Regions from separate parts of the Mus musculus genome. Here region 2 is linked to region 1. A link is a loop called in an ENCODE intact Hi-C map of the cell type or tissue named here. Cell type or tissue: heart. All regions are shown on one strand. Links, peaks and the distances in the headings refer to the core of each region. The heading gives the core; the rest is flanking DNA.

What was found. A loop is a pair of places that touch in the nucleus more often than their neighbours do. Peaks named below come from ENCODE experiments on the same cell type or tissue, not always from the same donor. Only the 100,000 strongest peaks of a DNase experiment are listed, where the experiment ranks them.
Region 2: it touches region 1 in a loop (7-fold over the local background); 3 of 42 quality-filtered maps call a loop at or near these places.

What each region holds. Positions count from the first base shown.
Region 1 is chr16:92,100,546-92,107,973 of GRCm38, reverse strand. The region is part of intron 2 of Mrps6 (mitochondrial ribosomal protein S6); the gene reads right to left. Among named protein-coding and RNA genes, the nearest start is that of Gm41496, 21 kb to the left of the region's middle. In heart, for the core only: a CTCF peak has its summit at 3,701 (motif pointing right); no DNase peak of the experiment used is centred there; H3K27ac peaks cover 1,374 bases.
Region 2 is chr16:91,932,476-91,939,903 of GRCm38, reverse strand. Gm36797 (a long non-coding RNA gene) reads left to right here. Exons shown (of 3, transcript XR_385049.2): 2 at 118-267; 3 at 2,673-3,563. Among named protein-coding and RNA genes, the nearest start is that of Atp5o, 4.6 kb to the right of the region's middle. In heart, for the core only: CTCF peaks have their summits at 3,388 (motif pointing left) and 4,540 (motif pointing right); a DNase peak (open chromatin) is centred at 3,343; H3K27ac peaks cover 1,175 bases.

The sequences.
Region 1 (7,428 bases), core at 1,409-5,408:
TACAAGGAGAGATCTCCGAGTTCAAGGCCACTGGGACAAAGCAACTCCCAGATCCAGGTGTGGTGGCACACACCTTTAATCTGGGCCACACCTTCTGCTGGAGACCTACATAAGGACGTTGGAAGAAGGAAGATTCACTCTCCCCTTCACCTGCTTGCTGTGTGAACTGAGCAACTGCTAGATCCTTGCACTTCCATTCACAGCTACTACTGAACCATTGTTGGGAGTTGGACTGCAGACTGTAAGTCATCAACAAATTCCCTTACTATATAGAGACTACCCATAAGTTCTGTGACTCTAGAGAACCATGACTAATACAGAAGCTGGTACAACTTACAACAATAAGATACAATTTAAAACCAGAGTTAGCCCTCAAAGCCCTCCCACAGTCAGGCACTTCCTCCAGCAACGCTGCATTTCCTAAACGTTCTTATAGCATCAACTTGACACTCAGTACTTAAATACAGGAGCCTATGTGGGACATTTCTCATTTGGGCCACCACACCACTGGAATGGCTTCTTGGGGCCACACGCAATGTGTGTCTTTACTCAATGAAGGAGGTAACGCCTTGTGATGGCTATGGGCGCTACACAACAACCTCCCCACACTCTCTCTCCAAGGCTTAATTCCATTTATTTTGACCCAACACATACACACAAACTAAAGGGTTGTAACCACCCAATTTATGAATTGTTCACTTGTTCAACCCTAAATCGTGATTACTTACCTTAAGCAGGTTAGGAAGCAGAGTCTAGAATGTTCCGTGGGAACTGTCTTAAACCACCTCCTCCATGCTAATGGCCAGTATCTTTTACTCATTTATTTCACTCTGGCTACTTGGTGGTGGGTGGAGTGCTTTAATCCAACACAGTCCCCAGCATTTTTTTCCTTCCTATTGTCCATTCATTCTTTTACTGGGTATTTACCAAAATATTCTTCCAAACCACACCATACTCTCTAAGAGGCCTTATTGATTTATTTATTGATTTATTCATCTATACTTTGCTTACTGTCTCCTGCTTCTGTCCATGCACAGCCCTGCGCTGGCAGGGGACAAGGAGGGACAGATTCAGTTCCGGCATCCTAGCCCGGAATGCGTCAGCACTACTGCCAGCCCTGTGGTGCCCCAAGCCTCCCTCTGTAAGTGCTAAGTTCTACCCTTCCTACAGTCCAGAGTCAACTTATTTAAACACCAGTTCTGAGCCAGCCTCGGTTTTCACTACAGTAAACAGTAGGCAGTGCTTTCTTCCACTTCCACCCAACTGCCTCACGGATCCCTCAAGCACACCTATGGGCAGAAAGATTTTGACGGTGTAAGGAAAAGCGAGCTTACAGATGCCAAGAGCCGCCTTAGCCGCCTTCCAGGCTGCCGTCTTCCTGGTCACTGCGTACCAACCCATCCAAACGCACACACAAAGCTTTCAGTAGCATTCTGCCGTAAGAGCAAAAGGAACGCCCGGGATGGAAGCGCAGAGCAGAGGTTCCAGAAACCTCCCAGTGCAGACCTTGAAAAGACGAGTCTTAATGCATTTTAATTTCCAAAATGTCTTCATGTCTTCAAGGAGGGCAGTTGGAACCTTGTGTGTCAGCTGAGGAAATGAAGAAGGGGCCATGAAGCTGAGTGTCGTTCTTGCCCGGCATCCTTTTCTAGTCTCTCTCAACATCACAATTCAATGTCAACAAGCACAGAGACTCAGGAGGCTTCTATGGCCTCCTTAACTCACCCCGCTGCCATGTGTGTGCGCGTGCGTGCCCTGCAGTGAGGGTCACACAGATCAGGCCTTTCCACTCCCACACACATGAAGCTGCTGACAACTTTGGGACCAAAAGACTTACAGAATTATAGGCTGTAACCGATAGGTAGGAAGGTATAGCCCAATCCCTTTCACTTGAGGAAATGGCAACCAGAAAGGGAACTAACTGGTCTACTTTCCCACAGTGTCCTGTGGAGGGAAGCCAGGGCCCTAGACTGCAGCTCCTCCCTTGCTACACAGTACTGGCACTCTGGAGGCTTCTCAAGGAAAACCGCAGGCTTGGAGCTTTCCAGAATCAGCTGCTTCTCCGCCTCTAGGTGTCTCCATTGCTACCAACCCTGTGACCTTTACCCTTTAACTTACTTCCACCAGTCTTCCAGGCCATTGGCAACCAAACCCAAACAAGAGCTCTGGCCAAACTGCAAGCGGGTTTGTGCCCACAACCTCAGCATGTGACTACCATTTCAAGCTTATCACTTTGCTGATCTGTGCCTGGGGCTGATGTGGGCAAAGACTGTTTCTACTCCCCAGGCTCCTCATTACACCATGGAAATTTCCATGAAAAGGAAACACCCAACAGAGAAGGGGAAAGTAGCTCAGAGATGGGCAGATAGATACACTGCATCCACCTCTCCTTGAAAGCCAAACCATCACCACCATCTCCTCTTTCTACTCCTTGAGGTCCAGGCATACTCAACCTGTGTGTTTGAGTGGCCCAGTCTATCCATGGCTTCTTACACACAAAAAAACAGCTGCAAGGTTCCTGGTTGCTTCCACAGTATCCTTTTCTTTCTTAACTACTTATCTAAATAAGCTTAGGCAAGTGTGCATTGCAGACAAACCTCAGAAGGCTGAAGCAACCAGATGCACAGGCGACAGCCTCTTAGAACAGTCCTTTGGCCAGCTGACATTTTAAAAATCACCAAAGTTTGGTGCTATTAGTCCAGGCTTCTACAACTTCCATAAGATCCTTCCAGGCTACTACCATCCACACTCAGCTGTGGGCCCAGACAACAGAGCACTGAGAGACACCATCCCAGCCCCCAGTTACAACTGTGCCTCCTACACCCTTGGATGATGGAGAGTTTCAGAAGGCAGCACACTGTCTTTCTCCTGACAGCCTATGAAGGCATAAAGCTGAGACCTGTGCCAAGAAGGCAGTTCTGCTATCAGCGCCCTACAACCTCCTGCAGGCTCCATAGGCTGCAGATCCAGAGAAGGAGACATGAATAAGGCTAAAGAGAGACCAGGGTGTCCAGGGGATTGGGAATGTACCTCACTCACTTTTAGGACTGCAGCCCCGCAATGGAACAACTACTGAGCACAGCGACTTAGGCAGAAGCAAAGTGCGGAGGGTATTGGTGTGTGGACCTCTCTCATCTCCATCCTGTCACTGTGAGTTTCTCACTCATGGCAGAACCACTTACAACTGTGACTCCCCTGCAACTGCCCGACAGGCCTGAAAGAGGACATCCCAATCAAAGAGTGACAGCAAAGCACTCCAATCAGTTTCCATTTCCCATTTTTATTTTAACCATTAACCGAACCAATAAGTGGACAGATCATTTTGGGAAAAAAAAAATCAGTGTGATAATCTAAAAGTCTAATCAGTACACAACCAGCCTTTTAAGCACATGCTGTACACAGAGAGAACAGAACACAGCAGGCAGCCAGGTGGGTAAGCAGTCCTATGGCGGCCTTGAACACAGTGCCCAGCAGTGTTTCCATTTAAAGCTCTGCTTTCTGCATGTGGTTCTAACTATTCGGAGCTGTCCCCAAACTTCTCCCTTCTCTGCTGAGCTACACACCAACACCACAAAGGTGGAAGTGAGGTGCTCACTGCCTCCAAGCAAGGAGAGCTGGGGCCAAAACAGGTTCAGAGCACTAAAGCACATCTCATTACAATGCAATGTTCAAAAGCCAGAGAGCAGTGAATGGCTTCTGCACAAAATGGCCTACAGGTGGCACCTTACCCTCCTCTGAATTAAGACAATTTAACTCCACCAAACTCTTCACTACAAGGGCCAGGGCTCCAAAGATCTGAAAAGGCCCAGAGAAATGGCTTCAGAGGACAGGCCATGCCCAATCCTGGGAACAATGCGCTCAAGCTGGCTCCCTGCACAATAGTCCTCTCCCAGGGAACCAGCCTCCAGATCTGCCACTCCTCTGAAAACTAGCCCTCGCCCTTCAGCACCACAAGGTCAGATTGTACACTAGGCGAGGTCACTGTCTAGAGCTGAGCCCCCCACCCCACTGTTAGAGGTGTTGGTAGTGTTTTTAGATATAAAGGTCACATTCTTTCAAACTCCTCTTGTCTGAGCCCCACAAAAAGAGCTCTCTTACACTGGAGTTATGCTCTTTGTGACCGTCCCTCTCAGACACCCTCCCCTTCCCAGTGGCACACAGTGGAATTTTCCATTGAAGTGCTCAGTGGCTCCCGGTGGGTGGGGAGTCTGTAGCAGCAGAGCGTCCTGGAACCCGGCTGTCTGAAGACAGTCATCTGTGTGGATGCCTGTGCCTACACTGTCTTGGTTAAACCTTTCTGACCCCAGACACCACAGAGGCAGCGGATTATTCACCTAATGCCAAAGGCCGTCTACAGACAAACCCCATTTCTTTTTCACCTTAATGCCAAAGGCAGTCTACAGACAAACCCCATTTCTTTTTCACCTTGATACCAAAGGCTGTCTACAGACAAACCCCATTTCTTTTTCACCTTGATACCAAAGGCTGTCTATAGACAAACTCATTTCTTTTTCTACCCATCTGTTGGCTCTCATGCATTGTACAAACGAGTAATTCTACAAATCTTGGGGGAAATGCCACTTAAAAGAAACCTTCGGGCTGGTGAGATGGCTCAGTGGGTAAGAGCACCCGACTGCTCTTCCGAAGGTCCGAAGTTCAAATCCCAGCAACCACATGGTGGCTCACAACCATCTGTAACATGATCTGACGCCCTCTTCTGGAGTGTCTGAAGACAGCTACAGTGTACTTACATATAATAAATAAATAAATCTAAAAAAAAAAAAAAAAAAAAAAACTTTAACAGATATTTAAAAAAAAAAAAAAAAAAAAAAAGAAACCTTCAAGGACACAGCATCCCCGCCCCAAAACAAGCTGCAGAACATGTACACACAGAAACAGAGCCATGGCACAGGGCTTCACTTGACGCTGGCAGGAAAACATAAGAAGACAGAAATGTTAACTAATAGGAAAACTACAGAGGAGACTCGATCTCCTCTAGAAAGGGCGCCAGCGCTCTCAGAGTAAGTAAGCTGCAGACATACTTGGGAGCGGTCCGTAAAATTCCACTTATTCACCAAAGAGCTGGTCACTCTGATCACTCTTCTCAGCCGTAATTAGCAGGTATCCTGCACATACCCAGCAGAGCTGTGCCCTAAGCATCTACCCCAATTTAAGGCCAGAACTCCTTTCACAACTGAAGAGTTCTTATGGACATGGAAATGAGTCCCCTGGTCAGTCGCAGGCCACCTGAGGCGCACAAGCTCAGCTCTGAGAGATCACCAGTTCTCCTGTCCAGCACCTAGTGCAAAGAGCTTCAAATGGTATGTAGCCCTGGAGTGAGACTGACTGCTGTGTCTGCAGTAGGGCATCACTAGTCCTCAGGAAGATGCTGGCCCTTTATAGAAAAGGCCAGGGAACCATCTACTCCCATTGCTCCCTCTACAATGTTTGACAACAAGGGATACCTCCAAAGGTATCCTTTCCACCAAATAGACAGGCTCGAGGTGAGTCTGTGGAGGCACAAGGAGAGAGCATGCAGAGACCTAAGTGGGACCAGCGCGAATCCAGAGAGAAGAATACTTGCCAGCTTGTCTGAAACCGGCAGCTCTAGGCTCCAGGCACTGCCTGTGACAACTGTGGTAACTGAAGCCAGGGCTTCCATCTGGAAAGCTGATCCATGAGAGCAAAGGCTCCCAACCACTCCCACTGGGCCCAAGAGGCAGATGATCTATTCAAGCCTGCTCCGTTACAAGGTCATGATCTGGCAGCCAGCTGACTTGCAACATGGCTGCCCTTGGGAACACAGAAAAATGATATACATAAAAGCTACAGGTGTCTGAGACCTTGTCTCCACTTTGGTAAGGGTGACCATTTGGAGCCAGGTGGAACACACAAGAAAAATTTTAATAAGTTTTAGATGATACTCAGCTGAGCATAAACAAGCCCCCAATTCCACAACCCCTGGAGACAGTGAGCACTTCATCTGTACACTGGCCTGCGAGTTTCACCATCAAGGTGCTGTGGGGAGCAAGTAAGTTCCCAGGAACAGATCTGCAGGCCAGTCTCCAGAACATACCTGCTTCTCAAGGGCCTGACCAAATCAGTATGTGCAATAATGACATTTCTCTTTTCGGCATAAACTTGTTATAGATCTGGCATTGTGAATAAATAATAATATCAAAACCACTTTCAAAGTGTACCTTCCTCATCAGGGGAGGCAATCCAGCTAACCCTCCAACTGAAATCTTTCCCCTCCTAAGCATTTCTCTCCTTGCTCTCTTCCTTCGGCCTCCTTGGCCTCTGGGCAGCAAGGGGCCAACTGGGGAAGGACCTAAGAGAATGGCAGTGCACTGCTCTGTCCTACTGAGAAGCAGGCATGTGGCAGACTCTGTGACCTGTGTCTAGCATGCCTCTGCAGTGAAAGCATCACTATTCAAACTCCCCTTGCTGCCTCCTATCGAGCCCAAGAGCCAAGACATCCAATCAACCCACAGCTGTGACACCGGCAACCCCAGCAAGGCCAAGCATCGTCCAAGACTCGCCTGCGGCACATGGCATGGCAGCGTATGAACGTGGGCCCTGGAGGACACACAAGGCCTATTTAATTATGGCACACACTGTTCTAGACACACACTGACTCCTGCACACAGAATCTGTGCCTTGGCCAAACTCTGATTACACGTCACAACCTTCAGCACTGCTGAGATGAACCAAAACTCTAAATGCTAAACACGTCATCGACAAACCAATCTTGTTGCTTAGCTATTTCCAGTGCACTTTCTGTGGTATATCATGTGTGTAACACTTCTTGATTACCCACAATGCATACAAGCTATCTGTCAAATGGAGCAAATGCCTACTACAGGGAAGGCTAGCTAGGCTTAATGACTCTCAAGAATCCAACAGGCTTCAAACTCCCTAAGGCAGGCAATAAGAAAACTTTACTCAGGCAATTCTAAATATACTAGACCTCACAGGCTCACTTAACAGAAAACACTGTGGCAAACATTCATTACTGTATAGAAGGAAAGTGTCATGCTCGGGCCAGCAACATGGCTCCTGTGGAAAGGCTGGAGTACAATCTGGACCACTTGAGCTCAGTTCCTAGATCCTACAAAATAGCAAGAGAGATCCAACTGTCAAGAGTTGTCCTCTGACTTGCGCGTGCATACACACACACACACACACGGGGAGGGGGGCACAGATGAGCACTTCTTACTGAAGGGCTCCTCACATTGATATGCTAATGTATCTATGGAGAAAGGTCATATAAGGCCCCACATGAACTGATGTCACACACCCAATGTGTGCTTGTTCCGAATCTCTGTAAATTAGTATTCCGATAGAGCACTTTGAAAACAGAACCTTCTACAGATAAATGCAGGCAATGACTGTTCTCAGCCACACAAGCCGAAAATCTGAGGTCTT
Region 2 (7,428 bases), core at 1,144-5,143, 170 kb after region 1:
AAGGTTGATCTAATCCCTGTCCAGTTCTTAGATATTCAAACTCCATACTTAATTTAAAATAAAGCCTATTGAGTCGGTCCTAATCCATCTGCTGGGTGGGTGGGTGTAATGTTTCAGGTTCCACGGAGTCTTTTCAATCCGAAGGCAGGACCGACTGACGGCTACCGTGAAAGATTACTTTGAGAATATTCTTGACTAACCTTAAGGATTAGAACATAAGTAAGAAAAACACACAGGCTTCAAAAATGCCAGTAAATTGATTCCAAGGTAAGTGTCGGTGCCACAAATCATAAGAAGAAGGAGGACATGTGGCCATCTTGTCACCGTCACAAGTGGACCAATTTGATTCAGTGCCAGGGAGACAGTAGACTTTATTTTTGATAAACAACCACTTTGAGAACTGTGCAGTGAGGATCTGCCTGCTGGCATGATTAATTTTTATCTTTGTTTTTCCTCCTTCATTGCTTCCATTGGTTGCCAAGATATGACAGGAGCTACTGTCGGCTTGGGACTCAGGTATAGGAAGATATCCTACAAATTTAAAGACATATTCAAGAAAAAAACTCAGAGCTTGTAAAATTAGGGCTGGCTCATTTTGATGGTAGACTAACATCTATGCAGTATGTCTTCTTGGGTTGTATTATTATTATTATTGTTATTATTATTTTGAAACAAGGTTTCTCTGTGTAGCCCTGGCTATCCTGGAACTCACAGAGACCCACCTGCCTCTGCTTCCCAAGTACTAGAATGGAGTTGAGGGCGTGTGCCACCACTGCCAATGCAGTATCGCTTAATGGTAGGAGGAAGGAAAGGGGTGTGTGTGTGTGTGTGTTTGAGAGAGAGAGAGAGAGCGAGAGAGAGAGAGAGAGAGAGTTGTGTTGTTCGGTGTTCATGTGTGTACTTGCACATGTATATGCAGGTGTCTGTATATATACATGTGGCAGCCATAGGGCAGTGTCTTCCTCTATCACTGTCTGTATTTTGAGACAGGGTCTCTGACTGAATGTGTAGTTCACTCCCTTTTGCTAGTCAGAGAGCTCCAGAGATCCACCTGTCTCTGCCGCCACTGTACATAGGTTGTATGATCGATTGTGACAGCACACACTCACATGTGGGGATCCAGACTTCCGCCTCCACACTCCCCAGCCAGCCCCATTACACGCTATGCCCTCCTCCTTCACAACAAAAGGTGGTTTTCAAAACTGAAACTGGTTCAAAAGAATCTGTGACAGCTCCCCGGAGGTGGGCAGCTCTTGGTTGCTGGCCTGTTCCCTGGACATGCCAATACAAAGGAGCAAAGCAATGGACGGGGTTGGGGGACAACCCTCTGTCCCCTTTCCAGCCACATACAAAAGGTCTAGACTGCTGTTCCTTGCAGATCTTGTCTTGGTCTCTGAAAACTCCCCCACTAATAGTCCTTTCGTTGCTTGAAATCTCAAACTAGACGGTACTTTTCCCCAGTTCTGCTAGTCTGCCATCAAATAAAAAGCCTACAAAAGCTGCTAGCAGCCCAGTCTCTCCCCAGAAGGCGCTGAGTGGGTGCCAAGCAGCTGCTTAGTACTTCTGGGTCACAGGGCCACAAGGTCACCCTAACTCATTCCCTACGGAGACTGGTCAGGCTTTAAACCCTGGGGTATTAAAGCCTCCTTTAGCCTCACCACTGTATCTTCTCTGTCAATCCCCTGCCTCATGTCCCAGCCACATTCCCCTGATAAACCAAAATGAGCTCTACTTTAATGATTAAAAGCGAACAGAAGAATATTCTGCTGCCAAGCCTGACCAGCAACTGCTTATGAGACCCGGCCCTACCTCAGGGTCCAAACGGTCCTGTCTCTACACGGGGACATTTCAGAATCAGACGCCCCCACATTGGGTCCCTCTGAAAGGCTTCCCTGTGAGTGTGAACATGTGTGTTCCTCTCAACACATTCACTCTGTCTCTTACAACTAAAGGAAAACCTTGCTACTGTCTTCTTCACACCTAACTCCTGAGGCTCAGCAGTTCTCAGGGTTGTTTAGCAGTCATACATGCTCCTTCCTCATCCCCCTCCCCCCCCCCCAGTTCTCTCCCCAAGTAAATGACCTTACAAAGTTTGTTTGTAGCTGGGTGATGGATGGTAGTGCACACCTTCAATCCCAGCACCCCAAAGGCAGAGGCAGGCAGATCTCTGTGAATCTGAGGTCAGCCTGGTCTACAGAGTGAGTTCCGGGACAGCCAGGGCCACACATGGAAACCCTGTCTCCAAAACACTGTTTGTTTAGTTGTTTGTCTGTTTGTTTATTGTGTGAGTCAGTTCTCCTTCCACTATATGGAACCCAGGGATTGAACTCAGGTCATCAGGCTGGGCGGCAAGCGCCTGTGTCCACTGAGCCCTCATACTGTTCTTTGACCCATGCTTATTTACCAAGCCGTTCCGGCTGCAGGTTGGTTCAGAGCGTCACTCGGTAAGTTTCTGCAGAGGACACGTGCTTCTGACCCACGCCAGGCCTCCCCACAGTCAGGCCCCTTCCCAAGTGGAACTGGTGTTGACAGGAACTGTGCCCTGCTTTCAGAGGGTCTCACGGCCATCTCTTCCAAGTTCCGAGCCACAGCCCAGTGGAAAGAAGAAATAGCACGTTAATATTGCGTTTAAAATGGCCCCTGTTGGGTTTGTGTTCATCTCCCCTCTACAGGAAAAACAACAAATAGGAAACCCCTGTGTGCAAAGTGAGAGTAACAGGCCCCTCCCCGGGTCTTCCAGGCTGTGACGTGCTACCTCCTGTTATATTTCCGTTCTCCACAGAAGGAACCTGAGACACAGACATTGTTTAAGACACAGAAGTGGTGAAGCAAAGCCTAGGTCACATCACCAAACACAACCAATCATGACCAGACCCTCGAGCAGGTCTCCTCAGCTCTCTCAGTCTATTAGAAGAGCACCGCGCAAGCAAGCTTGCTACCCTGGCTTTCCTCTCAAGATCAATGTTGTGATTCAAACCAGGGGCCAAAGAAGGTTAGGCTCCGTGTCTTTTCTTTGCTTCTTCTGTCGCTACCAGCTTCCAGAATAAGATTCCCCCAAAGGTATAGTGCTCTCCCTCCTGACCTAACCCCACCCCACTGCCCAACCCAACAAAGGGCTATGACTTCTAAGTCAGAAACATGCCAGTGAAGCAAGACCTGGGTTGCTATGGGAGGTCTAAGAGTCAAGGACCAGCTAAGATAGTTTCTAGGGGGTTCTACAACAGGCTTCAGCTCTGATGGTGGAGGTTGTGACTGGAGCTATCAGGATTGTTTGTTTCACAATCATATGATTCTCACTGGCTAACGTGAGCCAGACACTGCATTTTGGACCCAGAAAGCTCTAGAAAGACTCTGTTTGCAACATAAGGTGATGGCGCCCTCTAGTGTCCGCAGCATTTTGCAGAAACCTACCAGGCTCCTTTGTGGTGACCTTGAACATTGAGCAGGTGGCAGCTTCAAGGTGGGCACTACCTCACATCACGCCCAGAGGTGAAGAAAACAAGCCTGAACCACAGGGGTGGTGAAACTCAAGACCCTCTATGGGCCACTCTGCAGATCCGAGAGATCGAGTTTCAGGGGGAAAAAAAACCACTAAACTTTTCTCATTAAAAAAATGAATGAATTAATTAAAAATTATGTGTATGCTGCTGAGGTGGGGTGTTGCATGTATTCCAGATGCAGAGGTAGAGGCAGGTAGATCTCTATGAGTTCTGACGTCAGCGTGGTCTGGGTTGAGAGTTCCAGCCCAAACAGGGCTACACAGTTTAAAAAAATAATAATAATAAAAAAAATCAGGCTGGGGTGGTGGCTCACACCCCCGTGAGCATTCAGAATGCAGATCTATTTGAGTTCGAGGAACCCTGTCTTGAATAATAAAAACAACAAACAAAAAACCACCCCCTTGTGTATGCAAGTATGCCTACATGTGGGTATGTCCATGTGAGCACACAAGGGCCAAAAGAGTCCAGAAGAGGGCGTCAGATTCCCCCGGAGCTGGAGTTACAACTCCAGCTTGGTAATGGAGACCTGGGTTCTGGGGACTGAACGGGGTGGGGGTGGGGATGCCCTCTGCAAGGGCAGCACAAGGTTTTAACTGCTGGGCCGAGTGTCCGCTCTCACCACCAATTCTTATTAAATGATTTACTGCCTCTTTCCTGTGAGCACACGTTCCAGATCTTAAGGTTAAAGAGTTTAAATTCATGCGGTGGTAATGCCTTCTCTCTCTTGTTCATTGCCCGCTCAGTTTCCAACACACAATCTCTGCGAACCGCAAGACTTGTGCAAAAGCCCCAGAGGTCATTTGCTCTTTCTGGGGCTTTAAAGAGAAAGAGAGATCTTGTGTGAAAGAACTGCTCTAATGCAGGCTGCCACCCTGCAAAACACAGGGAGTGTGGTAAGAGGCTTGTGCACAGTTCTTAAACAAAACAAAGAAAACACCAGAAAGGACTGTACTCCGACAAAACTCCATAGATAACGTAAACACTCCCGAGACCTCTCCGTGCAGGAAGAGGATTTATGTATGAGTGCTCTATCTGCATGTACACCTGCGTGCCAGCAGAGGGCGTCAGATCCCAGTATAGATGGTTGTGAGCCACCCTGTGGTTGCTGGGAGTTAAACTCAGAACCTCGGAAGAGCAGCCAGTGCTCTTAACCACTGAGCCATCTCTCCAGCCCAGTTCGTACATGTTTAATGTGTGTACTTAGATCTTTTCTGTGTGTCATGAGATAATTTTTGTAAGTCTGATTTACTTATTTAGGGTTGTTTGGTTGTTTGTTTGGCTGGCCCTTTGTAGCCCGACTGGACTAGAACCTGCCAAGTAAAACAAGCTAAATTTGGCTTTGCTGTCATCTGCCTGCTTCTGTCCATTGAGTGCTGGGTCACAGGCACACCCCACTATGCCTAACTTGAAAGCCTCACTTTCATGGCTGTGTAATATAGCGTTCCAAATAAGCCATTCCCCTGTGTTGGATACGATTTGTTTGCTTCTCTGTTTTTCTATCTCTAAGTGAGGGCACTGTGAACTAGGGCATGAACCTTCCTCTGGGTCTCTGGTAATGAACAATGGGAATTGCTCCTGTAAGTCTAATCTTTTTATCTGGACTTTCTAAATACTGTAATTTCAAAATGGTTCTTTCTGAATTAAAGAGCGAGTCACTAAATTTTAAGACATATGGCAGGGGCTTGTGAAATGGCTCAGTGGTTAAGAGCACCAACTGCTCTTCCAGAGGTCCTGAGTTCAAATCCCAGCAACCACATGGTGGCTCACAACCATCTATAATGTGACCTGATGCCCTCCTCTGGTGTGTCTGAAGACAGCTACAGTGTACTCATATACATAAAATAACTTTTTTTTAAAAAGCCTGATCACATGAGTTTGATTCCCAGGACCCACAGAAAGGCATAGGGAGAGGACAGATGCACAAGCTGTCCTTTGACACTCACCGTGTGGCAAGTGCATCCCATGTACACACAATAATAATAAATAAGACTCATACGTGTACCACTGATGGTCTCATGATGTCATGCCACTGTTTTCTGTGACTGTCTCTGTGCAGAAGATAAAACAGCGATCGAATGGGAAGCATAAAACAAACAGGTGCCAGGCAGTGGTGGCGCACACCTTTAATCCCAGCACTTGGGAGGCAGAGGCAGGCCGATTTCTGAGTTCGAGGCCAGCCTGGTCTACAGAGTGAGTTCCAGGACAGCCAGGGCTACACAGAGAAATCCTGGGGGGGGTGGGGGGTAATGGGGGGGGCGGGATGGAAACAGGTACGGTCTTAAATATCTGGGTTTCTCTCCCAGGGTAGCCCTGCCCTTGTGCGAGTCTGACTCATTCTATTAGCCTTGACTGCAACAATGTAAAAAAAAAAAAAAAAATTTAAACAATCTAAATCTGTTTCACCTCCCAGAAAATACAGACACAGTTACACACTTACACCTGAGGGTTGTCTGAAACTCAAACCTTGAAATTCAAGCAACCATCAGCTGCCATTTTAGAGCTATGCATGGAGCTAGAGTGGAATGAAGATGCAGAATAAATAGAAGGCACCGCATTGCCACAGGGTAAACCTAGAGTCTATTATAAAAGACAGTGCAATAGTTGGTCTACAATTTCCCGAGTGTATTTGAGCCTGGGACTTTTAAATTTTCTATTACATTTATTGAAACCCAAATTGCTTGTAAACTTGCATGTAGCTATACTTCAGGAAAATGCAACCTTGCGGTTTGATTTTACATAGAGTACAAGGTTTCTATTCTACTTTGGCTTCTTTTGCTGTGACAAGACACAGAACAAGCTGGGCAGGGATGGTGCACGCCTTTAATCCGAGGCAGAGGCAGATCTCTGAGTTCAATGTCTACAGAGTTCCAGGACAGCCAGAGCTACACACGTGGCGGGGGGGGGGGGGGGGGGGGAAGGGCACGACGATTTGGGGGAAGGAAAGGGTTTGTTTCAACTTTCATTTCCAAGTAGCAGTTCATCCCAGAGAGGAATCAACAAAGAAGCAGAAGTGGGAACGTGAGGGTAGTAACTGAAGCAAAGATCCACTGAGAGCCCCTGCTTCCTCACCACTCTCTGACTTCCGCTCAGGGTTTGCTCAGCCTGCTTTATATACAACCCAAGGATCGCCTGCCCTTGCTACCTGCCATTGGGTACTGCCATCAGTGGGCTGGGCCCTCCCACATCAATCACTAATCAAGAAAATGGTCCCCAGACTTGCCTACAGGCCAACTGGGAGAGGCAGTTTCTCAGCTGAGGTTTCTGTCTAACTCTCAGAGGTATCTCTAGTATGTGTCAAGTTGAAAAACTAACCAGTACAGCCTGTGAAGGCAAACAGGTTGATTTTTTTTTTGATACCTTGTTGAGACTTGGGATATAAAACAGCTGTCTACACATGAGCAGTTCCATAAGATGTGATCAGTGCTGAATACGCTTTTCATTAGGCTTACGTAAAAGCATTTTGCAGCAGTGGAGTGAAGTATCCACACACAGCTAGTGAGAGTGTAAGCCGAAGAGAAGCAGCTCTGCCTCATGTGCCCATGTGCTCATGCTCACTTGTCAAGCTGCTCGATCAACTTTTAAATTCTACTTTTGAAATTATGAAAAAGTATATCTAAAGATACTCAGATGTGTATTAAAGTAATATATTAAAGTAATATAAACCACGTGAGTTATGTTGAAAAGTCATAGAATGGTTAAGTTATAGAATCAAAGTAGGTTATTCTGCAGCTATGGACATGTTTATTAAAGTGCCATAATTTAGAAATTTGCTTATACAAAATGTATTTCTGAGGTTGGAGAGACAGCTCAGCGGTTGGGCACTGGCTGCTCCTGCAGAGGACCTGTGCTCAGTTTCAGTACCCCCTGGCACCTCACAACTGCCTCTAACTCCAGCTCCAAGAGACTAGATGTCCTTTTCTGGACTCTA